Linked DNA regions of Homo sapiens: region 2 is linked to region 1. Evidence: chromatin loops called from intact Hi-C (ENCODE). Cell type or tissue: Calu3. All regions are shown on one strand. Each heading gives the region's core, and the rest is flanking DNA. Links, peaks and the distances in the headings are about the cores only. Region 1 has its middle 110 kb from the start of NAV3. Region 2 overlaps NAV3 (neuron navigator 3).

Evidence for each region. A loop is a pair of places that touch in the nucleus more often than their neighbours do. Peaks named below come from ENCODE experiments on the same cell type or tissue, not always from the same donor. Only the 100,000 strongest peaks of a DNase experiment are listed, where the experiment ranks them.
Region 2: it touches region 1 in a loop (9-fold over the local background); 6 of 110 quality-filtered maps call a loop at or near these places.

The regions. Positions count from the first base shown.
Region 1 is chr12:77,717,882-77,733,536 of GRCh38, reverse strand. It overlaps a transcript of NAV3 not described here. Among named protein-coding and RNA genes, the nearest start is that of NAV3, 110 kb to the left of the region's middle. In Calu3, for the core only: a CTCF peak has its summit at 8,978 (motif pointing left); a DNase peak (open chromatin) is centred at 8,956.
Region 2 is chr12:78,112,134-78,127,788 of GRCh38, reverse strand. NAV3 (neuron navigator 3) reads right to left here. Exons shown (of 40, transcript NM_001024383.2): 13 at 10,885-11,017; 14 at 9,492-9,762; 15 at 7,844-8,552; 16 at 5,361-5,849; 17 at 581-622. Among named protein-coding and RNA genes, the nearest start is that of LINC02424, 240 kb to the left of the region's middle. In Calu3, for the core only: no CTCF peak of the experiment used is centred there; a DNase peak (open chromatin) is centred at 8,218.

The DNA.
Region 1 (15,655 bases), core at 4,559-12,558:
GATGGTTGCAACCATTTCCAATTTATACAGGTGATTTATATGGTGAAACCCAAAGCCAGATCAATAAAGGTCACACATATTCTCTCTCTCTCTTTCTCTGGCTTTGAACCAAGTACCTAGTGCACATTTTTATTTCTCCAGATCACACAAATAATATCTATCTCAAAGTATATTCATATTTTTCTTATCTCCCAAATGCTCTTCTTCCTGTTTTTCTCTTATTGATAAATGGTTTTTCATCTAATTATCCAAGCCACAAATACTCGTCATGCCCTATTCCAATCTTTCACTAAATCTTATTAAACGTACCTCCTTAATGCCTCTCATATTTGTTCCCTCCTCTCTGTGCCTACTAGCACACTTTGCCTCAACCAATGCCAGTCTCATAAATGTTCTCATTGCTATATCCCCTCCTCTGATATTTCCAATTAATTTTCCATAATATTGCAAGAAGGTGCTTTCTGGAAAAAAAATCAATCATATTATTTTCCCAGTTAAAATCCTTCAATGTCTTCTTCTAGCTGTCAGGCTAAAGCCCAAAGGTCTTCACTATGACAAGGCTCTTCATGAACCAGTTTCTCTTATGTCTTCACACTCTTCCTCCACCAATTCCCCACATGTACTCTTTAAATGTGCATCATACATCTATGCTCCAGCCTTACTTAGCTACTCTCAATTCCTCTGCTTTTTCAACAAATGCCATGTGCATTAGCTATTCCATCATCTACAGTGTAGTTACTGCAGATATAGGATAATGACTAATCTACATAGGCTTAGTAGTCAGGTTACTTAGGTGCAAATATCAGCTTCACTGCTCACTTGCTCAGTGACCTTTGCCAGTTAAACTATATGTGCCTCATTGTTACCATTTGCAAAATGGGAATGAAAACAATTTGTGCCACGCAGGGTTGTAGTGAGTCTCAGGTGAGACAATCCATATTTCACAATTAAATTAGGGTCAGCAATAACCTCTCAGTAAATGTTAGCAATGATTACCAGAACTATAAGTAATAAATGTCTATAGGAAGTACTTAATTCTATCTGTTTTTGGGAGTGTTTCACAAAAAAATTAAGCAGCTCACACGCACTGCTGATGTCCTATAGCTTGGAATCACCCACCCACGGAAGCACCTCATAAAGCAGTGAGAAGAGCCCTCTTCAAATCTCCCTCTGTATAGGAATTTTCCCTGTGTGTATCAAATTCTTCTACGTTCAGTAATGTCTACCTCCCTTCTTAAGTCCCTCCTCATCTGTTCTTATTCATTCCATATCAGCAACCCAACACCATGATCTTCTCTGAAAACTCTTCACCAACAGATAAACAGCCCCACTTCATAACTTCTGCACATGGGCTGCTGAGTAGGCCATTAAATTTGAGGAGGAAAAGGCACTAGGAATCCTTGATGAAGAAAAAGAACATAAATTAGCAGCAACCTCAGTCTTTTCCAGTGATTCCAAATACATGTTTTATCTTGTAAGTTTTTTTGTTTTGTTTTGTTTTTGCCTTATTTTCAAACTCTTCCTTTCTACCGACTCGTTCTCTGTAGCCTATAAACCTATTCGAGCTCCTCCCATATGAAAACTGTCCTTCCCCTCAATGCTAAATGTAGTAACAGTTCCTCAATTGTCTTTCCTCTGCCCCTGGTAACTTAAGTCTTGCTGCAATTGTGCTACATTTGCAATCTCCGCTTCTTCAGCACCTAACCACTATTTTTTTAATTAAAATATAATTTTATATTGAAAATTCTACACATAAACATTTTAAAAGTTGAATACTTTTGGAAAGATTTTTAATAAGAACAGCACTACTCTGTGTCACCATCAGGTTTCATTCCTGAAAGGCCACCATTTTAACTCTTTTAGCTCCGTCTTCTTGAATTTTTCTCAAGTTGATAAATGATATCCATGCTGTTTCCCATTAAAAGCTCAACAATCTCTTGAATTCGTATATGGAAAATGAAGATTCCTCTCTCTCTTAGTCTTAGTTTTTATACCCTGGCTAGAATTTGCCAATCACAATTTGGATAGTAATTAACATTCAGTGTTTATGTTATACTAACTAGGTAAATATGTTTCCTGCTGGGTTATATATCGTATCATAAAATCATTTACATTAGTGAGCAACTTTTTCTTTTTGTATAATTGAGCACCTCTTCAAGAAAACTGCACAATTTTCTGTGTTCTTGTCATTAATTCTTCTATAACTCTCTACAATAGAACATATAGGATAATCCATTATTGCAACTTATCTTTTTTCTCTGAAAGACCTTCCCCTGGAATCCTCCCTTCTCCTCCAAAACTCAGGACTGGCTGCTGTATGGGACTGGTATTCAGGTGTTATCCCTTTCTTCAACTTCATTGTTCTGGGATTACCTTTGCCTCTCTTCTGCACTGAATCCTCCAATTTCTGAATCTCATGCTATCTTCATTCTTGATTTATTCCCTTAGTTTGATGAACCACAAGTTGTATGAGTGGAAGAATTTTGAAACCGTGTGTTTTTTGAAATACTTTTATTTATCTTTGTTTTTTAATCCTTATGTCATTCAGAAATTAGCTGAATACAAATTCTAGGTTGGCAATCATTTTCCTTTTGAGTATTTGAGGCATTATTCTGTTTTTATTCTAGCTTCTAGTACTTCTATTAAGAATATTCAGCTTCAAATGTGCCCTTTACTTGTGAAAGCTGTTAAGATTTTCTCTTTATCCCAAGTATTTAAAAATGTCATGATTATGTGCTTTTTTGTCTTCTTTAAAAAAAAAAAAAAGAAAAAAGCACTATGCCATCCCATTCAATGGGCACTTTTAATCTGGAAACTTAGTAATTCAGAGAGTCTTGTTTTATCTTTTGGCATTATTTCACTCCTAATTATTTCACTTCCATTTGCTCAATTCTGTATTATTGGAACTCCTGATCATAGGATTTTATTTTATTCTGCTCTGATATCCTCAGCACCTAGAACAATGCAAGACACATAACAATGCTCAATAAACATTTATTGGATATATAAATTAGAATACTAGACTACTTGGTTTACTTTCCTCAATTTTCTTACCTATTATGATTCTCCTTTGTTTTCTTTTTAGCTGTTTCTAACTTTTTCTCACTTTTAATTTCCAATCCTTACATTATTGTTTTTTTTAGTTTCCGGAATCACGTGTTTTCATTTCTAAAAATCTTTTTGTTCACTAAATGTCTTTTTAAATTTCATCCTATTCATCTTTCCTGTGTCTTTTATTTTTCCTCTGAGCATATCAGTTATTGCTTTTTAAAAAGTTTTTCTTTTGCTAACTGTATTGTGAATGTTTCAATTTCTTCTGAGTTATTATTCCTGATTTTCCCATTTTCCTTTGTCTTACATTAAAGGAATTTCTCAAATTCCCTGGGATACTTAGCAATCTATATGTTAAAGTGAGGCTTAAAAAGTAGAGAGTGAGGTTTGTGTTACTAAGTAGAGTTTACTTGTTCACAGGTCTTAGAATAATTGGGTAGAGCCTGAATGTTTTCAACAAGCTTCAAATGTCAATATCTAGAAATTAATTCTATACCCCTCATTCCCATATACACACCTCTTCCTTGAAATAGGAATCTATTATGCTCCTGCCTAGAGAGCTAAATCTTGGATATAGCATCCTGGGTAAAGAAGGAGTTGATGGCTTCTCTACTTGGTATCTAGATTTTTCATCAATTATCTTGTTTTCAGGCCCTCTATTGTGTCTGATATCCTGAAGTCTAGAATATTTCTGATTTAATTTTACCAATAGGTAAGTCTCCTGCCTTATATCAGGATTTAGGAGGAGTTGTCATTTGGCTGTGGAGGAAATCTGAAAGATGAATTGCTGCTGCAGAATTTCAGCCTTCTCTCTTCTTCCTTGTTTCAGTGATTTTTGTTGCCTCCAATTCCAGGGCCCAGAGGTAAAACGTTGTTTATTTCTTGCAGGACCTTTCTTCTTCAGTTAGTTATAAGCTTCCTATGCTCTGATCACCATGTTTATCTTACATTTCACTTTCCAAATGTCATAGACCTTACTTTTTTCCTCCTTTTCCCATGCCTTTTTCTTGTAGGTTTTAATTCTTCACTAATATTTTAGTGGGGTTTGAGAGGAAGTAAACACACATATATGAACTCAGTCTTCTATGTCTAAGTAGATTTCCCTTCACTCTTCAAGTATGAAATCAGGCTTCTATGCCTTCCTTGCCATTAAAACTACTTTAGGAAGGATCAGTAATGACAGTCCACATTCTAAGACCAACACACTGATGATTGCCAAACCTATATATACCAAGCCTAGGTCTCTCTTCACATCAATATACACTTGATCCTTGAACAACACAGGGATTGGGGTGCCAACCCCCTACACAGTCAAAAATCCACATATAACTTTTCACTTCCCCCAGAACTTATCAACTAATAATCTACTGTTGACTGGAAGCCTTACTGATAACATAGCCAATTAACATATATTTTGCATGTTACATGTATTATATACTATATTCTTACAATACAAATAAAATATCAAGAAAGTCAGAAGAAATAGAAAAATATATTTACTATTGGTTAAGTGGAAGCAGACTATCATAAAGGTCTTCATCCCCATTGTCTTCATGCTGAGTAGGCTGAGGAGGAGGATGAGTAGGGATTGGTCTTGCTGTCTCAGGGGTAGCAGAGGCAGAAGTGAAGCGGGTAGAAGGGGAGCCAGGAGAAGAGGCAGGTACACTTGGTATAACTTTTGTTGAAAAAGATCTAGGTATAAGTGGACCCGTGTAGTTCAAACCCATGCTATTCCAGGGTCAACTATATGTAAGTGTGTTCTGGACATCACTTACAAAATTGGATTCATCATTTCCTCTACCACCCTCAAACTATTACTGCCTAAATGATACTCTGTCTACTGTACTTCTCCAGCCATAAACCTGTGCATTTCCTCCCTCACTCTTACCCTTTCCATCCAATAACAAAATTCAATCGGTATTACCCTATTGATGTGTTTTATATCATTTTGTCCATTTCCTCAGTGTAGAAAATGAAGAAGTGGACTAAATATTGAAGAAGTAAACTAAAGCTTCCTCAGTGCTGATGCTTTAGCCCACTTCTTCAGTATTCACTGGAGTTACAGAAATAGTCCAATTATTCTTTCTGTCTCTAGTTTTGCACTTTTCACACTCTTGCAAGTGTGACCTTTCTTAAACACAAGTCTACCCATGCCATTTGCTGTTTTAACTGTAATAAATCAGCAATATATTACTCAAAACACTTTTGACCACAAATCATCGTAACCAACTCAGACAAGCTTAGGCATTTTGTGATTCACATGACCAAATTGCTGAAAAGGAAGTCTTGCCCTAACAGGACTGGAGTGAGCTGGGGATTTAAGTACCACCAGGAGGCTCACTGGATCTCATCTTTTTATAAACTCACCATGGCTATGTCTACTAGGATGGAATCGTAGCCATTTGCAGTTTGGAGTACACATTTCACTAGCTTTGCTATCAGAGGAGCAGAAATATTTTGTTCTTTACTTCCAATTTTAAAACATCTAAAAAAAAAATACTGATGAGGCCAATTTGGGTGTTTTTCCCACTCCTATAGCCAGTGGGGATGGATAATATTGGCAGACTTCATTAGGATGAAAAGCGAAATAGCCACCCCTAAATGAGAGTAATTAGAAGAGTACTTGGCAATAGCAGTTGTCCATTATGTAATACAGACTGCCTGGGCTTGAATTCTAGCACAATTTCCTAACAGTATAACTGGGAAAAGTTACTTATCTTCTTAGTGCCTAAGTTGTCTCATACATAAAATGAGGTAATGATAGTAATTACCTCACAGACTCGTTGATTTAATAAGTGTAAAATTTTTAGAACAGAATTTTTAGAACCTGGGCCCTGTCATATCACACTTCTAAACTCTACTGAACAATGTGCAGCTCCATGCCTCTTGGCCATTGCCCATGTTATTCTGTCTCCCTGGAATACGCTTCCTTAAATCTGTCTGCCTGTTTTTCACTTACGTTTCATTTCAACATTAAAATATTTATACCCTTGACTTGGTAATATTCTAAATGATACAAAAAGGGGTCAATGATTCATGCAATTAAAAAAAAAAATTGTTCCTCTTAAGAGCTGAAATAAGAAGCAACCTTTTCCCTTTTTCCTGTTTACTTTTCTCCCATGCCTATGGTTGCTGTCTACAAAGCTTCCACAGATAAAGCTCCAGCCCACAACAAACTATCAGGCCTTGACTACACTCGTAAACTTCTCACTGGAACCTCCATGTTTATGACCCAAAAACCTCTCAAATACAATGCTTCCAAAATTGAACTCAGTCCTCCCACTATAACAGCTTTCTCTCAGCCTACACCAGTCCTAGTAAATGGAATCATGGCATCACCAACCTTTCAGTGGCTCCTACCATCCTGACCATCTCTATCGACAAATCTGTGGATATTCCTCAATATGGTCCCCACCTCCTCATGTCTCCTTCTGCTATCTTCATTCATGATGAGTGCTGTAGCCAGAGGGATCATTTTGAATAGAAGCATATTGTGTTTCTCCTTCGATTAAAACTGTTCTATAGCTTTCCTTGTTTTTAACATGAAATCCCATATTATTACCTTGGCATACGAAGTCTTACATGAAATGGCTTTTCTCACCTCTCCGTCTTCATCCCAAGCCATTTTTCTTATCACCAAACCCCTGCCAGTTTGTCCCACTTCACAATCATCCACTGTGCCAAGCAGCTTCCTGACTTGGGGTCTTTACTAGTGCTCTTTTTGTTGTTATTGTTGTTTTACTCAAGTCCTTTTTGTTGCTATTGTTGTTTTTTGTTGTTTTGCCTCAAACACTCTTTCCCTAGCTTCTAAAGTGGATAAATATCTCCACCCTCCAGACCCAGCAAACATGTCACTTTATTAGGAAACCATGCCTGACTCTCCATTGAAGAAATATTCTTTCCATTTTTTTTCATTCTTTCCATTTTTATGGTACCCTGTCTCCACTGTCATGCCCACATCAGAATTTTAATAAATTCATACTCTGACTAATCCCTTACTTTCTTTCCTCCTCTCTTTCCCATTAGTTCCCCTAAAGGCAGAAACTTTGTCTTATAAATGACTAAAATCCCATTTATTTGCAGGGCACCTGTCACACAACTGATATACAATAAATATTTTTAAATAAGTTAAGTGGCCAATGTTAGGTGAATGGGTAGGAAAATGATGGTAAATTCTTTCCTTGTAGTGTTCTGTGGCTGTGAAAAAGATATTCACTGAAAAGCACTAACACGAGAAAATCCAAACCACAAGTGTAAGTGAAAAATGCTAAACAAATTACACACATAGTATTTCAACTCTGGAAAAATGCACAGAAGGTAGATGTGGAAGGCAGAAAAATAATCCCCTCTCCAAAGATTTCCACATTCTAATCCTTGAAACCTGTGAATATATGAGATGGAAAGGGAAAATTAAGATTGCTAATCGGTTGACCTCAAAGTAAGGAGTTTGTCCTGGATTATCCGGTTAGGCCCAATGTAATTAAAAGTGTTCTTTCGGTGTGGAGAATGAGGCAGAAGGGTCAGATTCAGAGTGATGCAGCATGAAAAAAATTCAGTCAGCCATTGAAGGCTTTGAAGATAGAAGGGAAACACAGCCAAGAGACAGGGCAGCCTTTAGGGCTAGAAACAGCAATGAAATGGATTCGCCCACAGATCTTCCAGAAGGAATGCAGCCCTGTAGAGACCTAAATTTAACCCAGTGAGGCCCATTTTGGACTTCTGAATTCCAGAACAGTAAGATAAACATTTTTGTGGTCGCCAGCCATCAAGTTTGTGATATTTTGTTATAGCAACAACAGGAAACTAATACAATAGTTTACATGAGTATAGAAGAGTTCACTTTTTTTTTTTCCTTTCCAAATTTTGAATGGTTTGCGAGCAAGCTCTCTACAACTACCACTTTCTCTGATTTCCACCCTATTTTACCAGTATAGTTTGCAGCATTGGGCTTAAGACTGCCACATTTTTACTGAGCACATGAAATTAAAAGAAAAAAAAATCTGGGGAAACTATCTAACTTGCAAAGGCATGTTAAATGAAAATGTACACAGCAAATGTCCAGAAAAATATCCAGAGAAATTTTATACTTTTTCCTGCTGAAATGATAAATGAACACATTTTCGTCAGTTATATGAATATTACAAAAGAACTTTTAAAAATGTCTACATAGTTTGATGGCTTTTAGCACTGAGATACAGAAATAGCTCCCAGGATAATATTATTACCCTTTTACTATTTTATCCTCTTCTTATCCTTTTATAGTAGTCATAAAAATAAGCAGTGAAATTTGGAATCTGGGAAGCATGTTGTATTTCCCAAATGGAAAAGAAAAGGGAAATCCTCAATGGAAAAAAGTTTAATACCAGTATCGCCTAGATGCTTAAATTATCTTGAAATAAACTATGTGAAGAAAATACACACAGACACCTGGTGATATTTTTTACTTAGGAAAGCTTAAAGACAATAAACCTTTTAAGGTTAGTGAATTTACTGACAAGATTATAAAATGTACTCACTCTAGAATTATGCATTCCACAATAGCATTCTCAGTTCTACCATATTTTAAAGGGAGTGTAAATTCACTTTTGAAAGATTTGACATCTGAATTAGCACAGAACATAAACTTTCTTTATGAAGTTGACTTTAACAGAAATTGCAAAGCTTAATTTATACAGTATCTTCAATTACATGAATATTATGTTCTCAAATATTTCATATAATGCTATTTCTAAAGACTTCTCTATTTCCTGCTTTTTTTGCCCATGGTCAGCTCCTTGAAATTTCATAGATAGGATATTGATACCATATGAAAACCTATTACTGAATGGAGGAAATGATCTAGAGAGGACACCACCAAGAGCAAATGGAAAAATACTAGTACAAAGCATTCAAACAGGCTGGTTTTATTTCCCTGTAGCACCTTCTGGTGGCAAACACAGTATATTGCTGAATACTCTAGCACTGAAAGGAAGGATATCGCAAATATTATTGAGCACTTGAGATATTATTTAATAAACTGAATCCCCCCAAAGTGGCCTAAATATGTTTTTTAATTTTTTTGTTCCTCCAGTTATATATTCATAATATGAGCATATCAGGCAAGATAATTTGTAAGTTTCCTTCTAGAATTGAACATCTTTGAGTTAATTTATTTGCAGGCATTGAATGAAAGTTTTTTAACATTTCTATTCTCAGAAAAAAATACAGAAAAAGCATAATCAACTGATAGGTCTGTAAACAAATACATAAGTGCCCACATATATGGTCACAGCCAAAATTTTATATGAAAAATGCAATTTTTATAGAAATTTGTAATAGAGAATGTGGTATTATTTAGTATTAGTAATATCTAACATGTCTTGATACTTTACATGTGCATCTAGAATATGTTATATACTTTATCTCATTTATTTACACAGTAAACTAATGAGATAAGAGTTATCCCCATTTAATGGATGTAGAAAAGTAATAATTTATTTGGCATTTAAAATTAATGAATAGAAAAATACAAAAACTCAAATGTACTTTCATATTTTCAAGAACAAACGAATGAACACGCATATTCATCACTTTAAATCTCATATGTATGAAGCAATTCAACATGAAAAAGGCTTTTCACTATCCTGCAAGGACTTACTGTTTAAGTTGCAGAAGGTTGAAATAGAACAATTCTAATTAATGGGACCTATTATAATAGAGATATATGTAAAAAAAAAAAAAAAAAAAAAAAGTCAAGATTGCCAAGAAGAAACTCCTCGAAATCTGTGTGGAGACTCAGAAAGGGCATCAACTAACTATGGATCAGGATCTTCCAATTGACCCTCCTTTATTTTCATGACCAGTAAGCAAACAAGGTTGGCTCTGCACCCAGATTTCTGGCAGGGAGAAGGTGTGTGAACCAGAAGATTCAAGCCTTTCACAGCATGTCATAACTTGAAATGTATTTGTATCTGGGCAGAGATCCTATTTATTTTGTTTATCATTGGCTTCTTAATAGCCAGCAGAGTGCTGTTCACATAGCTTGACTAGTATCTGCTCAGTGGCTCCATGTAGTCTAAGCAGCATGCCAACCTCTTTAAGGAGGCTCATCATAATCCCTCCATAAATCAAATTTAAAAAAAAAAACTTTTCAATAACATTATTGTAAGAATTAATTATTATAGTTTTGCAAAACTGAAAAGTTGTTAAGGCATACAGAGATCTTCTCCTTGGTTTACTTTATTCGCAGTCACTTCTGTAAAATGTAGGGCTTAGTAAAGGAAAGAGGACTGAGGAAATGTTTGGTATATCACACCATCTCCCAGTACCATTGTCACTTCTACATGGAGAGAGCATGTGCTCTCTTTCTCTATGTCTCTGTCTCTCTGAATAGAGACACTATAAACATATTTTACAGAAAATTAATAACATAGTAGAAAAACATTTAGTAAAAACCCAAAAGGCAAAAAAAACTTGCAAAAATTACTATAGCTGATAACACAAAAGCTACAATCATGCCCCTCAAAAAATCATATTCAGAATGATAATCTGTAAACATTCACCTGAGCCTAACTTTACTGAGGTTTGTGCCAAGTATGTATGCATGAAGAAAAAGAAAAATCATTTCTAAAATTGGAGAGCTGAACTTCATGAGTGAGATTTTGGCTAGAAAACTGCTATCCTCATAAACACTGCATGATATCCAAGTAACAAGACAAAATTTCTATCAATAATGCCATAATATAAACATTTGGATTAATTCAAGAATAGTTCAGTTCATGCTTTTATTCCAATCATTTCCCTATATAAACAAAGCATGGAAACAGCCTGGACACTCTTCAAAAGACTCCAAAGAACTTAACAACCCATATAATAACATGATTTAACAAAATTTCTCCCAGACTGTAGAAGAATATTTTTTATTTTTTTCTATCACTGCAATTTACATGCAATCTGAATACTGCCCATTTTGTAAAATTACCACAACTAGGCCCATAATAATCAAAAGTTATTGCTAAACAGCTATACCAGCATAATGCTTTGTAAAAGCAAAGGCTTAAGTATCAAAAAGCTGAAAACTACCACACACAATATCAACAAGATTTTTATAGTACCTGTTGCTTTAACGTATAAATACACAGCATGTAGTTTTCCTGAAAGAGTATGAGTATATTAATTATAGAAAACCCTGAATTCATCTTTTCCTGAAAAAAGGATGATTATAATCCCTATCAAATAAAGTATGTTAGTCACAGCCCAGTACACAGTGTAGAAAATACTACCAAACACGATTGAATTCATTTTTATACCTTTCCTTCTACATAGAATTCCCATTCTAACAACCCAACAAGAGGATAAAGAAAAATATGCATCAAGTAAAAGGGTTGTTTGTGGGCTTCGTTGCTTTTTTCAGTTTAAACATTTGTTCAGCAGAAAATTGAGTTGGGGTTTTCAGTTCCATTGAAACACATGGAGCACACAGTTTATGACAGTTGGCTCAGTGTAAAATGACAATTCTTCTAGGTGTGCTATTTTTGAATTTCCTTCTGACAAAAACTATGAGTAGTATTGTGTGTTCCAGGTCTGGTTAGGGTTGGCTGTCCTGAATCAGAAAAGCCTATAAAGAGGCTTCTTGATTCAATTCATAGACTTTGGGATTTCAAATAATGACACATGTATTTTACCTCCCACAAATTACGTAAGGGCCACGAACTGCTCTAAATTCCTTGGGAAAATGTGCCATGTAAATTGCTACATTCCCATAGAGTACTTTCCAAAAATGGCTGTTTAGAAGCTTATATGACTCTCAGCATTACAGACCTTGAATTATTGTCTTAGTTATCTCAACATAAAAAATAAATTATGAAAATCACTAGTTTATAAGATAAATAACTGAGGCTATTCTTTTCACCTTTGATTATATTTCATGTTTTTATACCCATGTTCCTACCAAATATCTAGAACTAATTTAAGTGTAAAACATTTATATAAGTAATTGAATTTTCAGGTTCTCAGCATATCTTAAATGGCTATAAACACATTCAGATATATGAGAGAAGTAAGCCAAATACAAAGAAGAGCTAAAACAAAAAGGTTAATTACCCAGATTTTTCAATACGCTTTTTTTTTGCTGTGCTCATTATACTTAGGAAAAAGTAGTAACCAGTCAAAATGAACCAGCTGTACGAATTAGGTTGGTAAAAAACAACATCTACATCTTTTGGATCTGTCCTGTAGTTATTATATATAATAAATAACCTTAATTTGTTGTTTTACAGATTTACAATGCACTTACAAAGGTCCAGATGAATATTCGACAATATCCACACTTCATAAATGAAAGAATAGAGTTTCGGAGCTGTGAAATGAATAGTCCTAGCTTCTCAGCTTACCGTGGGTCCACTGGGTCCAGATATGGACTGTGGTCCTCTCACTCAATAGCACATGCTCCTCCGATTACCAGAAACAAAAATAAGCAAACAAATAAAAAACACAAACCATTCTAGAGCAGACTCAGACCACACTGCTGAGCTTATATCTATGGCCCTGAAGAATAAAAACTGATGTGCAGAATATCTCTGTTAATTAACATTTTAAGAATCATAGGCAGAAGTGATATTATCAACATGACAGAAGAGAAAGTCCCAGACCCTCCTTCCCTCCATGGACAATAGTACATGGACACACTCCCTTTGTGAGAAATCCAGAAACCAGTTAAGAGGCTCCTACACCTCAGTGAGCATGAAACCACTGCATCAAAGCTGGCAGAAAAACGTGTTGTACTCCCTGGCCATAGTTGCTTACTGGCTCCACATGGAACAAGTGGGAAAAACTCTCAGCTTCTTCCTAGAGAGGGAAAGAATTGGAGTTTGCATCTAACATTCTGGTTTTTGAGGATGCTGCCCAAGGGTCTGGTTATTCTATTTTGGAGTGCTGATGGGACTGGCATACTCTAGAAGCCAGGGAGTTGCTGAAAAGAATGGAGAGCTGAGCAGCATATGGCAGCTGCAGAGAACCTGTAGTACTTCAAACAGACACAAGAGGAAGAAAGAGAGTACAGTTTCCTGCAAAAAGAAGCCAGTAAATCCTTCTAATTGGAAATTTATGTGCACACTTCCTGAGAAGACACCCACAGAAAAACGCTTGAGTGGCCCCCAGAATCACTAGCCAGCTGATGGGTAAAGGCCTTCCTCTGTGAACAGCCTGGGAAAAGTGACTGTTTTTTCAAATGTGTAGATCGTAATAGAAAGTTACAAGGCACATAAAGAAACAGGAAAACATAACTCAACCAAAGAAAAAAAATTGATAAACCATTAGCCAGGTTAAAGAGAGAGAGAGAGAGAGAGAGAGAAACTCAAGTAAAGTAAGAAACTGATGCCAGAAATACAAAAGATAACAAGAGGCTCTTATGAACAACTATGTGCCAATAAGTTGGATAACCTAGGAGAAATGGATGAACTCATAAAAACACACAACCTATGAATACTGAACAAGAAAGAAATAGAAAATCCAAACATCTGTAACTAGTTAAGACATTGAATCAGTAATAAAAGAAAATAAATTAAAAAATCTCAGCAAAGAAAAGCCGAGAACAAGATGGCTTCACTGAAGAATTCTACCAAACATTAAATAAAATGAAAATTCTTCCCAAATTCTTTCAAAAACTTTAAAAGGAGGAAACACTTCCAAACTCATTTTAGGAAGCCAGTATTACCCTGATACCAAGGCTAGACAAAGACATTACAAGAAAAGAATACTACAGGTCATTATCACTGAATAATATCAATCCAAAAATCCTCAACAAAATGCTAGCAAACTGAATTTAACAACATATTAAAAGGATCATACACCATGGCCAAGGGAAATTTATCTCTGGGATACAAGGTGGGTTGAACATATGTAACTCAATCAATGTTATTTAACAGAACAAAAAATAAGTCATATGATTATGTCAACAGGGGCAGAAAAATCATTTGACAAAATTCAACACCCTTTCATAAAAACACTCAGTGTACTAGGTGTATAAGATAATTACCTCAAAATAATAAACAGCAATATAAAAACCCACAGCTAAAATCATACTCAACTGTCAAAAAAAAAAAAACTCTGAAAGATTTGCCTTAGAAAAAGGGCAAAGATTCCTACTCTCACAATTTCTATTCAACATAGTACAGGAAGTTTTCATAAAGCAATTAGGCAAGAAGGAGAGAAAAGGCATCCAAGTCATAAAGGAAAAGTAAAACTATCTGTTTTTGCAGATGATATACTCATAAATGTAAAAAGCCCTAAAGATTTCAAAAAATGTTAGAAAAAACAAATTTAGTAAAGTTGCAAACTACAGAGTCAGCATGCAAAAATTAGTTGCATTTCCATACACTAACAATGAGCAATCCAAAATGGAAACTAAGAAAGCAACACCATTTACAATAGTACCAAAAAGAATAAAATACTTATGAATAAACTTAACTAAGGAAGAAAAGACTTGTACATGAAAACTGCAAAACATTGCTGAAAGAAATCAGCGAAGGAATAAATAAGTGGAAAGACATCCTGACCAGGTGCAGTGGCTCATGCCTGTAATCCCAGCACTTTGGGAGGCTGAGGTGGGCAGATCACCTGAGGTCAGGAGTTTGAGACCACCTGACCAACATGCAGAAACCCTATCTCTACTAAAAATACAAAATTTTTAGGCATGGTGGTGCATGCCTGTAATCCCAGCTACTTGGGAGGCTGAGGCAGGAGAATCACTTGAACCCAGGAGGCGGAGGTTGCAGTGAGCCGAGATCATGCCATCCCACTTCAGCCTGGGCACCAAAAGCAAAACTCTGTCTCGAAAAAAAAGAAAAGACATCCTATATACATGAATTGGATATTCAAATAAATCTCCATCAAAATCCAAATGGCTTTTTTGTAGAAATAGAAATAATGTTTATGGAACCACAAAGGACCCCAAATAGCCAAAACAATATAGAGCAAGAAAAACAAAGCTAAAGGCCTCACACTGCCTAACCTCCAAACATATTACAAAGTTACAGTAATCAAAATGATGTGGCACTGACATAAGGACCAGTATATAAACCAATGGAGCAGAATAGAGAGGCCAGAAATAAATCCATGCATAAATTGGTCAAATGATCTTTGACAAGGGTCTCAAGGCTACATAATGGTGAAACAACAGTCTCTTAAACAAATGGTGATGGGAAAAGTGGAAAATCCGCATGCAAAAAAATAAAATTTGAGCCTTATTGTACACAGTACAAAAAATTAACTCAAAATGGATTAAAGATGTGAACATAGAACTGAAACCATAAAACCTCTCAAAGAAAATGGAGGAAATCTTCCTAAATTTGGTCTTGGTACTGATTTCATGGATTATGACACAAAAAGCATAAGATACAAAAGCAAAATAAAACAACTGTCACTATATCTAACCAACAAGCTTTTGCATAGCAAGGAAAACAATCAACAGAGTAAAAAGGCAAACTGTGGAATGGGAGGGAATGTTTGCAATTCACATATCTGATACAGGGTTAATATCAAAAATATATAAAGAACTCCTACAACTCAGTGACAAAATACCTAATAATTCAATTTAAAAATGGGCAAAGGGTTTCAATAGACAAAA
Region 2 (15,655 bases), core at 3,596-11,595, 400 kb before region 1:
AACAATTTTGAGATTTTATCAAAAGGATTCTATAAAAATCACACCTTAATTACAGCATTTGTCCTGTGATGATGAAAATATGTTTTCTTTGATTCAGATTGTAGCATCCTTCAACCTATCAACATTAACTGCCCACATCTGTAGACTGCATGGGTTTTGAATATTTGCATGCATATGACTCTAATAGGCAAAAGTTAGAAGAGTTAATTTTATTTTAATTTGTTGAAGTGAGTTCTGCATTCTACCAAAGTTGCTGCCCCCAAAAAAGTAATGCCTGGGACAAGTTTTTTGTTTGTTTGTTTTTGTTTTGTTTGTTTGTTTGTTTAGTATTATTTCTTCAAAATAGTGATATTCACATTGGAATTTATTTAATTTGAGAGACAGCCTCAATCTCTACTAGTATCTCTACCTAAGGGGCTATCTCACCAACTGTTCGGGCCAGAGAAACCATCAAAATTAAAAGTGATTTCGTCCTCAATGTCATGTGCTACATTGCAAACAAACAAAGAAGGAAGAGAGACAGCACACAAAGTTTACATAACAACAGAGAGGTAGCAATTGTGCTGAGAGGAATATATACCTTAGTCCCTTTTTGGGTAGTGTATTTCTGTCAAGCTGCATGCTGTTAAAACAAAGAAAACCCCTAAGGACATAATGTAAACAAAACTTCCAAATTACACATCCAACAAAAATGGTTCTCTGAACTATAAAAAATAATTTTTTGGTAACACACATATAATGCTTAACTCATTGAAAAAGGCCAACTAAAGGTGACAAGATGTCCATTGCCGTCACACATATTTGAGTTCCTTTCTAATGCAGTACAATTCAATGACAGTTTAGTGATAGGATTACTAGAAAATAGATTAAATCACATTAGCATAATTTTCCTCTGAATCCTATTGATTAAATACTATCTTAGTTTTTCCTTCCCTATGCAACTGATTAGACTTTTGCTATGATATCACATGCAAAATGAGATAGATCTGCTCTGGCTAAGTTAGAGTGACAACTTCCAATTGACAGAGATGGTATAAAACATTGTTTAATACTTATCTTTTGTCTTCAAATTATTTTTAATAAAAAGGCATGTTTATTTCCCATTTATACATGTGAAGAAAGATATATGAATGTTTGCTTAAAACTTAATTGATTCTAGTATCATTTATTTGAATATTTTAATGAAATTAAGCTATACCATCTTTTAGAAATCATAAATTAGGTATTTAAAAGGCTATAAATTTTATCATCTCTATTTTAAGGAATTCACAATTGGTAACAAGAAGGAATGAAAAGCTATGTCTAGAGAAAATAAGAAATGGCCTCTCTAAAAATACAGGAAGAGGATATCAACAACTAAGTGGGACAAGTTTAGGGATTTCTTTTATAATCTCTGGCATGTGGATAAGCAAAGTGTAAAATTAATTAAAATTGCAGAATTATAGCTTTCTTCCTTTAGGACATCAAATGATCAAAATTAAATACACAGGATACGCATAATGGGGATGATATAACATGAATGTAAAAAGGCTGACCTAAAATTTGATCACTCAAACCAAAGCTAAAATGTTTTCTTCTATGTGTACTCCATTATTTAGCACTGAAATCAAAAGCATCCAAAGGCTTTATACAACTTTAACTTTATCGGTAATAGCCATGTAAGGTAATTGCTTATACTGTGTAGAGGCCAGTTACAGTATATATGTTGACTATAGAAGTTTTCTTAAGTACTGTGGATAAACAAACAAAATAAATTATATTGAACAAATATGAGAAATCTCCAAATATGAACCACATGTGCTAAGGCATTTATGTGGTCATAAGTCATTTTAAGGATTATTTATTTCCATGTGTACAAGTTAAAGTTTAATGCCACAAAGAATATGAAAAGTTGGTATTCTTCTGCCAAACTCATCCAGTTGTATAAAAATTATATATTTATATGATGAAGAGCAATTTAATGAAAAAAATTAGAATAAATACATTTAAAGTTACCATAATAATTTAAAGCTTTATTTAGAAATATGTTTGAATCTAGATATTAATGATTTTCTAACATAGACAATTTCTGCAAATCACCAAAGGTTGCAAACTCATATGCCAGCAAGGGCCAGATAGGGCATGAAAACGAATGGGGATTTCAGTCAACAGTCTGAAGCAGACAGGCACTGACTGCCTAGAGCCAATAGTTTCTAGGCAGAAATGTCAAGGCAGCGTTGCCAGATCTGACATTTAAAGACAAACCCAGAATTTGCAAAGTTGGTTACTACAAATTATTTAAAAATTTAGTTGAGTCAGACACATGAAACAAAACCCAAAACAAATATAGACTAGTTATGGCTCAATGGCCACCAATGACCTAGAGCAGCTGCAGAAGAGAAAACTGTTAAAAAGTGTATTTTATTATTTTATTTAATTTAATGAAGAGGAATTTAAACAAAAATTAAAATCTATAGGAAAAGCTACCGATTTAAATATGAGTATCAAAAAATCATCTAAAATTGTAGACAAACAGGTAAATCATGAACTTATATACATCTTTATTATATATCGCTAATTAACTTGCCTTAAAATTTACATTAACACATTTTCTCTCTGGTGTAGTTCTTTGGTTTTCTTAGCATTTCTGACATTCTACTGATCAATTAATTAACCATAATGAAGCCAGTATCACCCACTAGATCTACTTTTCTCTTCAATAGGTCATAAACTTTCTTAAATGTACTTGAAAGGATTAGAGCAATTTGCTATTGCTTGCATTTCTATTGTCAAGAAAACAAAAAGCTCAGTGTCTTATATTAAAATTTATTTTAATCTAGTAATTTACTGGAAGGCACTAATTAATATTAATATTATACACTATAGCTATGTAGTTAACATGTACTTTTTACAGCTTAATATTCATTAATGCATTTTATTAAGGCTCAAAGGCAAAACATATTTATCCAAAATTAGTTTAAAGTTTATTTTAGAAAAAGTCTTTATTTGGCCATTTTAATGTAGGAATACTCCCATTTTAAAAATTGGCCTATTTCAGGCTGGTGCCACGGCTCACACCTGTAATCCCCACACTTTGGGAGGCCAAGGAGGGTAGATCGCTTGAAGTCAGGAGTTCGAGACCAGCCTGGCCAACATGGTGAAACTTCATCTCTACAAAAAATACAAAAATTAGCCCAGCATGGTGGTCCGCTCCTATAACCCCAGCTACTCAGGTGGCTGAGGCATGAGAATTGCTTGAACTCGGGAAGCAGAGGACGCAATGAGCTGAGATGGCACCACTGCCCTCCAGCCTGGGCGACAGAGTGAGGCTCCATTTCAAAACAAATAAATAACATAACATAACATAACATAAATAAAATTGGCCTATTTCAAAGACTGAACATGTACAATAAATAAATCTGCTTAAAAAGAATAAGAAATTGCATATTTTCTAGTGTATTTCCATAGTGAAAATTTTATTGACTTCAGTTAAAATATAGATTAGAGTAAAATATTAAAACTGCATTTTGGTTATAGCTATGCAACTAACCAATCTTTCATCTAGTTTTGATTTGAATGTTACTTGGTTATAAATAGTTACTTGACTTTATTTCTGAATCTTGGATTAATGTCTAAATGCTGAAGAAATAGGCTGATGGCTAAATGGCCAACTTGTTGCAGATTATCTTAATAATTAAAAAATGACCAGTTTTGTGGAAGGTGGTTGTGGTTAATAAATGATAACCTATTTGCACTATGTTTGGTTTGGTTATCAAGTTGATATTTAGAATCCTTACATATGAGCATACAATCTAGGATACATTCATTAAAACTATAGGTTGTTTATCTATTTTAATATAATTCATTCATTAGAAGTTTTATAAATGACATGTGAAGATGCCCATTTACCTTAGAAGTGCTGAAACTAGAATCAAAGATTTTACAGGAAGCCCGACATTTTAGGTGGAAAAATGAACCCTTACTGGTCTTTACGTATGCTGTCTATAATAGCATATAACAGCAAAACCATAGGGAAATGGTTACATTTTATTTGCTATCACTGAGCTGTTTGCCTTGGCCCAGTTTTTTTCTTTAGGAGGAAAAATGTATTTTGTAATTAGCAGCCCACCATAGGAAACACCAATATTTTAGTTAGTGTTAAAATTACTTTATCATCGGGAAGCCCCATTTGCACGGCTGTCCCTGTCTCATTGTTAGGCAAGTAGGAAGTAAAGAGGGAAAGAAGCAATGTTTTGCTCTGGGTTTTGTTTTTACAAAGTCAAGAGAAAATGGGGAATTTCAAATTGGGACATCCTACATTAAAGGGAAACTGGCGTAATGCAGAGAGTGTCTAGCTAAGGGCTTTAATTGATGTTTAAAAATATCATTCCGGGAGTAAGGCTGAAGGTCTAGAAAATAAATGCCATCATCAATATCAGAGTTAAAAAATAAAAATAAAAAAAAAATAAAAAAAACAGGGGAAGACATAGAAAGATATATCAGGTATTTTACGTGACCAGTATTTCTTTCCACATGTGGCCAAGACCATGTTTAAAGCTTTACTTATGTCAAGAGACAAATAGCATTGCATTTATCAGGAAAAAGAAGTGGTTTTAAGACATTTTCCTGGTGGTAAGAGTCAGTACAGTATAATCAAGAGAGGATCACTTTGAGGAGAAAATTTAGAGTGATTTTGCTCAAAAGGGATGCTTCACAGTAAGCATATTAGGTAAGAAATGCCTTGCTATGTCCTCTACTTTAAGTTTATATATATATATAAAGCCAATGAGAAACACTTTGTAATATGATTACTTTTTAAGCAGTCTATTGAAAATGGCACTGACACTATAATTTTCTCTAATGATTCATGGCTGACAATTGATTTTTTTTTTTTTTTTTTTAACCAGGCCAACTAGGATTTCCCAGCAATCCATCTGCTATTTTTTCATAGAAGTACAAATGGAACAAATTTAACATATTGCTCTGAGCATAACTATAGAATAATTTCAATTTGGTCTTTCAAAATGCTTAAGTCATCATAAGGAGCTAGTGTTGTTCTGAAGCTTAAGCCAAATCATTAAAATGTCTTCAGGAGACCTCATTCAATATCTAAATACATTCCTTGAATTTTATTCACATTGCCTACTGGGTATAAATGTATGCATTCATATTAACAAAATTATCCACTCACCCTACCTTTAATGATTCTATTCCTCTGTAAATTTGGTAATGAGAGCAAATGAAAGGCCCGGTTTCATCAGTCTTACATCTTTTTGCACCGGGGCACTCACAGTGAAATCAAGGGAATTTAATGGGGTGGGGGTTAGGCATAGTGCAGGGAAGAGGGGGAAGATGTTATCAATGCCTCCAGGAAAGCTCACCTTTCTGAGAGAGTAGATCTCACACTACCCGTTCTCATGAGCAGGCTCTGGACCTCGTGAGTGCCTGTGGTCAGTCCAGACAAGGAGCCATGATGGCTGAGGGGGAGGTCAATGGACTCAGAGCTCGTGTGGAGGCTAGTCATGGACTGGTAGCTCGGAGTATCCTTGCTGCCTGCAGAGGAACTGCTCATATTGGCAGCCCACACGAGACCACCTGATGTGAAAGAGTGAACCGATGCTGGGCTGGAGGCCAACGAGTGACTTAAGCTTATAACATCTGTAGTTAAGTCTGAGGGTTTATTGAAGAGAGGGCTGCTGCTGCCGCTTAGCCCACCAGCACTGCCCATGCTGCCCGTACCGGACGACGGTGACTCCAGACTGCCTTGCCGCGCTAATGTGGTACTAGGGCTGGGCATTACTGAGGAAGATTTCACACCCTCAGTATTAGGTGCAGAGGCAGATTTGCCACCTGCCTTGGCACCAAACAACCTAAAAGAAAAACAAATAACAACTTCAGTTGTTCCAAGAAGCTAATATCCACATTTAATATTTCGGGTTACAGTACACAGAGCCAAGTGTGCTTTGATGTACTGAACTACAAAGCACTTCCTGTCTCTATGTTAATGAACTTTTATAAGCTTGGACTTCTTTATCAAGTGCAGAAAATCTCTCATATAAGGGTAGGTCAGTACTGAGCTGCTACTAGGGAAAGAGGGGAAGTGGGTGGAACAAAAGTAAGTCAAACATGAAAACCCCTGGTTTTCATAATTTAAGTGATCATGAGACTTTCACTCAAAGTCAGTAGTTTGACCATATACTTGCTGTTACCTATTTACAGAACCATTATAATGAAACAACTTCTACGCATTCGATAGACAACACTTAAATGAGCTCTTCTCTTTTTTTTTTATTTTTAAATTTTTAAACAGTTTATTCAAAATCTAGATGGAACGCTTAAAGCAAGTTTAGGGAGTTGTGTTGAGTATCTGGTGGTCTGAGTCACTGTCAGGGAGCAGTTGGTTGGAAACAATATTGACATTGTCGGCAACAAGTCAGTTTGTCTGTATTTTCCCCAGCAGAGGCCAAAGGGTTTTATGTCAGTTGCCAGTGCTATTCAAATACATTTTTTAATAGTGATTTGAAACAGAGCTGGTGCTGTTAGATTTTGGAGTTTAGTTCAGAAAACATTTTAGTTTTGTAAATGAAGCAGATGGTAGAATCAAATTTATGTAAATATGGAAATACAATGATATGAAGTAATGGCATAATGATTACTAATTGAGTTGCAATGAAATCCATATTTCCTACAGTGAAATATTTTATGACGAATATGAGAAATTGTTTCATAGGTAATGGGCCACAGGAGGGCACTATTGGCTTTTACTTAAGAAACAGAAATATTTACTCTCCCTATACGCCATAATTCATTCTTCCCAATGAGAATCAGTATTTTAAAAAGACAGTTCTGCAGCATTAATATTACTACGGAGGAATAAAGCCTTTAGGTTTTTCAAACAATCAGGTATCTGAAATTGCTTTATTGTAAAATAAATGTTTCAAAATCTTTCCTTTCCAAGATATCAAAGTTCTGGGTTTAGTCAACAGAATAAAAACAAACATTAAAAATATTGAACCCATAATGAACTATAAACCACACTCTACCATTTTGCAGATGAGAAAACAGACTCAGAGAGGTTTAGATATTTGTCCCCAATTTTTAACTGCATTTATTTTCCTACCACTTAAAAACACATGGGTATTTAAAAACAGTGATATCTTAGAGCAGAACTTCACATATTTAACACCAAAAACAATCCAGGAACAGAAACCAAGTCATGATCCTTACCAGAGTCATGTCAAAGAAAGCAGATGAAGAGTTAGAAAGCTTAGCCCACTCTTCAGTTGTGATACTGTACCAAACACTGGAATAGTTTCAAATTATGTCATATCTTGATTGTCTTTAATGTGTCAAGATATGACACTGTATAAATCTGTCCAATGGAATCTGTTACAAGGAAAACAACTTCATCTACATTTATGATCACCAACTCATTAAGAGCCAGCAAGAAAATGACACTGGAAATGAATGCCAAAAGTCATGAAAACCTATTTGGTTTTAATTTTTAATGTGAAAAGGAGGAATGGAAATCTATAGAAATTTTACAAGCTATTACTTTGCCTTATCACTACACTTAGGTATTACCATCAGCTTTTAAGTCTCTTAGATGTTGTTTGTGTTGCTAGTATCACAATGACAGTGAAACTTTGAAGTTTGACTGTTTCTCAAAATGAGAACTATTTTTTTTGCTAGCTGTTTATATGATAAGCTTCATAGAGCTCACTGTGTACTTTAAAGAATTCTAAGATATATATATACCTTATACATATTTAAAATATATATATACACACATTTATATGTAATGTATGTGTCTAACACATATTTATCCTTTATATTTTTCCAGCATCATTTTATACATCCTTACCTTCGAAATGTGGGTGAGGCAATATCTGGATACTTGGATCCTGGCTGCCTGAGACCTTGTGCACCACAGGCGCTGGCAGAGGTGGGGCTGGATTTGGGGGAACCTGACAAAGAAACACTTTCTGAATCTGAGACTGCTACTTTTTCCTTTTCCTTGTCTGTTTGGTTGACGGTGACAGGACTCGAGCGCCCTGACCCAATTTTAGTTGGTTCTCTCAGTTTCGAGGTGGTGGCCCCAGCAGACTTGCTGCTGACGTTGGAATCAATACTGCTGGTACTGGATCTGTGGCCTCCTCGGCCAGGAATGCCACTGGTGCTGGATTTTGAAGGGCGGGGCAAGCTGCGATATTGTAGGGTAGTCTTTGAGCTAACATGCAGCACAACATCATCCTGATTCTGTGAACCGTCCAAACTGGTTTTTCTCCCTGCATTTGACTTCCCGCCAATGGCAGCAGATTTTGGAATTTTACCCAGTGTTGCAGAGCCACTTGTTATGGTTGCTCCACTGCTGGTGATCATGGCAGATGACCCTACTCCACTTGGTTTCTTAAAGCCAAAGGAGCTGGTGGCAGTCGATCTTCCAATGCCTGAGGGGGGCTTTTTCCCTTCATCTCCACTGCTTTTTCCTGCATCTGAAGGAGATCTTTGTAGAGATGATCCTTTTAGGGGAGCTTTTCCTTTCTCAGAAGCTTTGGCATCATCGGTTTTCCCTAATTAAGGAGAAATACACAAATATATGTGCCTGTAGAGTTTGATATCACCACACTTCGTGAAACAATGTGTAAAATGTGAATGCTTCTTTATATTATTTCCCTTCCTAAATGTATTGTCTTAGATCAAAAATCTCATATATTGAGAGGACTGAGTGCATAGCTACAAAAATTTGGCTGTCAGAAGAAACATTATGAGAGATGGAAGAGATAAAATGAAAACATATGTTTTGCTATTTGTTAATGTCTTATATTTTGCAACTCTTTTTAAAAAGATAACACTTAACCCTATCAAGCTAATTACTAGAAAAAGAATTCATTTGAATATCTGTGAGATGATTATATTTGGAGTACCCTGTTAATTAGTGCTTCAGGTGGCACTATTTATAATTAGGCATTATTTTAAAAATACGGGGAGAGTCTTTTTAAAAAAAGTATGGCACAATTTTGAAGAACTATTTCATTCTCTTCTTTCATGAAGTCTAATACACAGACAATATTTCAAATCTCCAGCATTCCAATTGATTAGTGTCATTGCTTGTTCCTCTCAGAGTCTGTAGTGCAATTCAGTGGCATATTTAGTGTAAAAATTCCAAACTTTCATTAAGAACGCAGAACAAAAACAAAAAAACTTAACTGTTGCTTTAGCAACCTAATCTTATTTCCCCATTACCTGAAATAACTCTGGCAAGGTAAGGCATCCAGTACCCCTAGTTTATGAGGAGGCTTTCCAGAGAATGCCTAGATATAGGCCCTACTTGGGCTTCTATGACGAGTTTGTGAAACGTAGACAGAAAAACTATTTAACTATTTGACTCCATGTTTAATATGGATAAGAATTTGGTATTTTAGAAATGCTATTGTTAGAGAAAACAAAGATTGAATGGAAACAATAAAGTAAAGCACTTTTGCATAACAGCTGGCAAACGACAAGCCTACCGGGTGTTTTGAGTGCACTTGTTCCAGCTTTCTGCCTAGATGGCGCCCCTCCTTGGGCAGACATGCCTCTTCTCCAGGAACCTGTCTGTGAAACAGACAGGGAAGCTTTCTGCCCTGCCTTCTCGGGGTCTTCAGGAAGTCCAGAGGACACAGTCTTCCACTTGCCACCAGCATCCCCATGGCTGTCAAAATCTTCTTCTGGTTTTTTCAGTTCCTCAGGACTATCCCAGGTCTCGTCTGTGGTGGAGCGTTTCTCTGAATCTGTCCTCAGCTATAAAGACAAATATTACAGAAAAACTTTATGTAGAAAAATTTATAAAGTATGAATTAAGGCAATGAAATGTACTTTCAGATAACTGGATAAATCCAAAGATTCTATTTTGATTTACCTTCACTTACATTTTATTAATTTTAGCCACATAATTCCCACTTGCAGATATTAGAGAATTTCAGAATAAATACATGCAGAAAACACCAATTAAACGCTACAGAAAGGTAGAAATTTTCTATATCAAATGTCATAAGAAGTAGTAAGACAAGCTAGAACTTAATGATGTAATGTCCATTTTTCATTTTTGATTTATCATTCACAACAGATCCAGTGATATATTTCAGAGATCATATAAAATTAATCAAGAACTATCTAAAATTAGACTATGAAAATAATTGCTGGATTTTTAAACAAACATATCGATATTGTAAGGAGAGATATGGCAACATAAATCTTTCTGAATTAGATTGTAATCAATTGAATATATATTATATTAAGTATTGATATGTTACTATTATATTAATATAGAATTATACATTATATATTAATATATACACACCATATAGCTTGGTGGTGTAGTTATCTATACAAATATAGTAATTCATCATTAATATATTAAATATATAAATATATATTTATATAATATATAAAATATATATCTATTATATGTTATATATTTTTATATATTTAATATATATAAATATCTATTATATAAATAGATATTTATATACTCTATATATTAACAATAAATAAATATATTTGTATAGATAACTATACCACCAGGCTATATGGCACATATATTACATATATATAAATATGTAATGTATATCATATATATATATATATATATATATATATATATATATATGCTGCTTCTGTTTATTCAAAATTGGCTGCAGTGCACATTGTTGCTCCTCCTAAGGGTTGTGGCTTTAGGAAAGACTAAGATGAAAGATGCTTCAGGGTTCAGGAGTGGCAAAGGGAGTCCTTATTATCTCTGCATTTTCCAGTTTCTGTAATAATTTTGGATTAAGGGCTTGTGCTATACCTTAATCTAATATTAAGTAATTTTGGGGAAAAAGCTGGCAGAAACACTGGAAAAAGAAAGGTGGTAATTCTCACCTGAGTATTCTTCCTAGAGGGGACGGTGATGTTGGAGTAAGAGCTGACAGAGGATGTGGTGTTCAGGTCATCAGTGCTGATGTTATCAAGGGTGTCACTGAGACCACTGCTCACTGAACTGCTGTCATCCCAGCTAAAGGCAAGACATGCAAGAGCAGTGAATCAAACACAGGATGCACAATGCAAGTCACCTACATTTCCATGCAACATTCACAATTTATTATTAAGACATTCTTTTAAAAAATATCTTATGAAAAGTCACTTATTTCACATTTTGGGAAAATCATATTTATATGAACTGAGGGTCTACATAAGAATAACCTTATCTGATATTTGGAAAGAATCAGTGTCTAGAGCAGTGTCCAGGTTCAAGAAGAATGTGTGTGGAATGAATAAGATCACTGATACAAATACTGCATGGTATCAGGAAAGAATAATATTACAGCTGACTTTTTTATCCTTAAAAATTCAACCAGGAATCATAAAGCATGTACAAATTTATTCTTTGTTCTAAAAATCCAAAACTTGTGCTGTAGTCAGGAACCAGAAAATCATTCCTCATTCTTCCTCCTAGCTTAGGAACTACATTCAATCATTCACAGAGTCTTATTGCATGAGTCTCATTATTCTTTGATCACCAAGAATATTGAGATTCATTCAATCATAGCATCTCTCCTGCCATCCCTCACATTTCCATCCATGATAACATACAGTATCCTCTTATCTGGCCTTCATGCTTTTGATCTTTCCCAATACAACTTTATCTGCTAACATGGAGTCACTGATCAAAAATTCACATCTGGCCATGTCATAACCTTGCTCAACATCCTTCAAAGACTTCTCCTTTCCCAGACTGTGGTTACTAAAATGAAATGCCCGTGCCACACAGTGCATAAGAAAATCCATTTGAAATATAAGAGAAATAGCTAAAATTCTGAATATAGTCATGTATTACATATTGTACTAACTGTATTGTTACATACTGTATTAATGACAGGGACATGTTTTGAGAAATGCATCATTAGGTGATTTTGTTCATTGTGAGAACATCATAGAGTGTACTTATACAAACCTAGATGGTATAACCTAACTATACACCTAAGGTATGTGGTATAGCCTGTTGCTCCTAGGTGTACAGCATGTTACTGTACTGAATACTGCAGGCAACTCTAACACGATGGTAAGCATTTATGTATCAAAACATATCAGAACAATGAAAATGTACAGGAAAAATATGTTATTATAATCTTATTGGACCACAGTAATAGATGTGGTCCTTCAATGACCAAATGACTGAAGTGTCATTCTGTGGCACATGACTACTTATTTATTTTTAATCTAAAGAAGGATAAATTAAATAGGCTGTATTAATATCATGTGGAGGCTAACACAGCACCTTCATTTAGTGAATGCATTAGATTATGCAGAAATAGTGTTGAATAAGCAGCATAAGCTAAGGAAAATGAGAACTCCACAATGAAAAGGTGGACCACAGTTCTCTCATTTACCAGCTGGTTCTCAGTTTATTGTGATATATAGTCTTTATTAGTAGCATGAGAATAAACTAATACAGTAAATTGGTGCCAGGAGTGGGGCACTGCTGTAAAGATACCCATACCTGTGCTCTCTCAAATTAATCCATGCACACTGAATAAACACATTATATACAGACAAAAGCTAAGTCTCATAAAATGGACACATGGATTTAAAAGGCTCCTGCAAATAATCTGTACATTGATGAGAATATTCATCATGAAAGCACAAACTACAAAGAAATGGTGAACTGATACTTTATCTGCTCTTCTATATGTACTTTAAGAGCTACATCATATATGTACTTCAAGAGCTACATCATAAGTCCAAAATAATGGTAATGTATTTAGATCACATATGAAGTCAACTAAAATGTAACTATCAGAAATAAAGAAAATTAAATTTATAGAATTATTGTTAAGGCTGATTCCTCTCTAGGTGTGTATTTTGCTTGAAGTTTTAGCTGCTGAGAGCATAATGCATCATAATTATCCATGACATTTATAATTCAGATTATCAAGAACAATTATATTTTTAATAAGAGCAAAATGGTATTTTGCACTACTATAGCACATATCTGTCATTTGTGGTTGCTCAAATCTTTTAAAAACCTTCCCTACATCTTAATTTGATAATTTCTCATATCATGACTGACATGGTTTGGCTGTGTCCCCACCCAAATCTCCTCTTGAATTGTAGTAGTTCCCATAATCTTCACGTGTCATGGGAGGAACCCGTTGGGAGGTAATGGAATCATGGACATGGTTACCCTCATGCTGTTCTCAAGAGAGTGAGTTCTCATGAGATCTGATGACTTTATAAGGGTTTTTCCCCCGTTTTGCTCATTCTTCTCCCTGCCACCATGTGAAGGAGGATGTGTTTGCTTCCCTTCCACCATGATTCTGTTTCCTGAGGCCTTGCCAGCCATGCTGAACTGTGAGTCAATTAAACCTCTTTTTTCTTTATAAACTACCCAGCCTTGGGTATGTCTTTATTATCAGCATGAGAATAAATGGATATGGTAAATTGGTACCAGGAGTGGGGCACTGCTGTAAAGATACCCAGAAATGTGGCAGTAACTTTGCAACTGGGTAACAGGCAGAAGTTGGAACAGTTTGGAGGCCTCAGAAAAAGATAGGAAGATGTGGGAAAGTTTGAAACTTCCTAGAGACTTGTTGAATGGCTTTGACCAACATGCTGATAATGATATGGACAATGAAATCCAGGCTAAGGTGGTCTCAGATGGAGATGAGGAACTTGTTGGGAACTGGAGCAAAGGTGACTCTTGTTATGCTTTAGCAAAGAGACTGGTGGCATTTTGCCCCTGCCCTAGAGATCTGTGGTACTTTGAACTTGAGAGCGATAATTTAGGGTATCTGGTAGAAGATATTTCTGAGAAGCAAAGTGTTCAAGATATGATTTGGGTGCTGTTATAAGCATTCAGTTTTATGTATCCAGAAAGATATGGTTTGGAATTGGAACTTAATTTTAAAAGGGAAGCAGAGCATAAAAGTTTTAAAAATTTGCAACCTGATGATGCCATAGAAAAGAAAAACTCATTTTCTGAGGAGAAATTCAAGCCTGCTGCAGAAATTTGCATAAGTAACTATGAGCCAAATCTTAATAAGACAATAGGGAAAATGTCTCCAAGGCATGTCAGACAGTTTTGTGGCAACCCTACTCATCGCAGGCCCAGAAGCCTAGGAGGGAAAATTGGTTTTGTGGGCTGGGTCCAGGGCCCCCCTGCTGTATGCACCATAGGGACTTGGTGCCCTGCAACCCAGCTGCTCCAGCTTTAACTAATAAGGGCCAAGGTACAGCTAAGGCCATGGCTTCAGAAGGTGAAAGCCCCAAGCTTTGCCAGCTTCCATGGGGTGTTGAGCCTACATTTGCAGAGAAGTCAACAATTGAGGTCTGGAAACCTCCGCCTAGATTCCAGAGGATGTAAGGAAATGCTTGGATGTTCAGGCAGAAGTTTGCTGCAGCGGTGGAGCCCTCATGGTGAACCTCTGCTAGGGCAGTGTGGAAGGGAAATGTGGGATCAGAGCCCCCACACAGAGTCCCCACTGGGGTACTGCCTAGTGGATCTGTGAGATGAAGGCCACCATCCTCCAGACCACAGAATGGTAGATCCACCTACAGCTTGCACCCATGTGCCTGGAAAAGCTGCAGGCACTCAACACTAGCTTGTAAAAGCAGCCTGGAGTGGGGCTGTACCCTGCAAAGCCACAGAGGCAGAGCTGCCCAAAGCTGTGGGAGCCCACCTCTTGCATAATCATGACCTAGACGTGAGATATGAAGTCAAAGGAGATAATTTTGAAACTTTAAGGTTTAACAATGGCCCTATTGGATTTTGGACCTCCATGAGGCCTGTAGCCCCTTGGTTTTGGTCAATTCCTCCCGTTTGGAATCTGTGTATTTACCCAATGACTGTGACCCTATTGTATCTAGGAAGTAGCTAACTTGCTTTCGAATTTACAGGCTCATAGGCAGAAGGGACTTGCCTTGTCTCAGATTAGACTTTGGACTTGGACTTTTGTGTTAATACTGAAATGTGTTAAGACTTTGGGGGGACTGTTGGAAGGGCATGATTGTATTTGAATTGTGAGAACACGAGATTTGGGAGGGGTCAGAGGTGGAATGAAATGGTGTGGCTGTGTCCCCACCCAAATCTCATCTTGAATTGTAGTTCCCATAAGCCCCATGTGTTGTGGGAGGGACCTGGTGGGAAGTAATTGAGTCATGGGGGCAGTTACTCTAATTGTGTTCTTGTGAGAGTGAGTTCTCATGGGATTTGATAGTTTTATAAGGGGTTTTTCCCCCTTTTACTCATTATCCTTCCTGCTACCATGTGAAGGACATGTGTGCTTCCCCTTCCCCCATGATTATAACTTTCCTTAGGCCTCCCCAGTCATGTTGAACTGTGAGTCAATTAAACCTCTTTCTTTCATAAAGTACCCAATTTGGGGTATGTCTTCATTAGCAGTTTAAGAACAGACTAATAGAATGACCTTTACCACCCAAAAATAGGATATAAAAAGCTCACATTCCCAGACTCTCTTACGAACACCTATAGCATGCAGCACAGGGACTATCTATCATTTATAGGCAAGAGGTCACAAATGAGAAAAACAATCTTCTGGCAAGCAATGTGGCAGAGTCATTTGATTCTTTTCTATTATCTAGCAAATTAAATTATTCAGTTGTTTTCTATCAGCATGGGCAGATATCTGGCCTC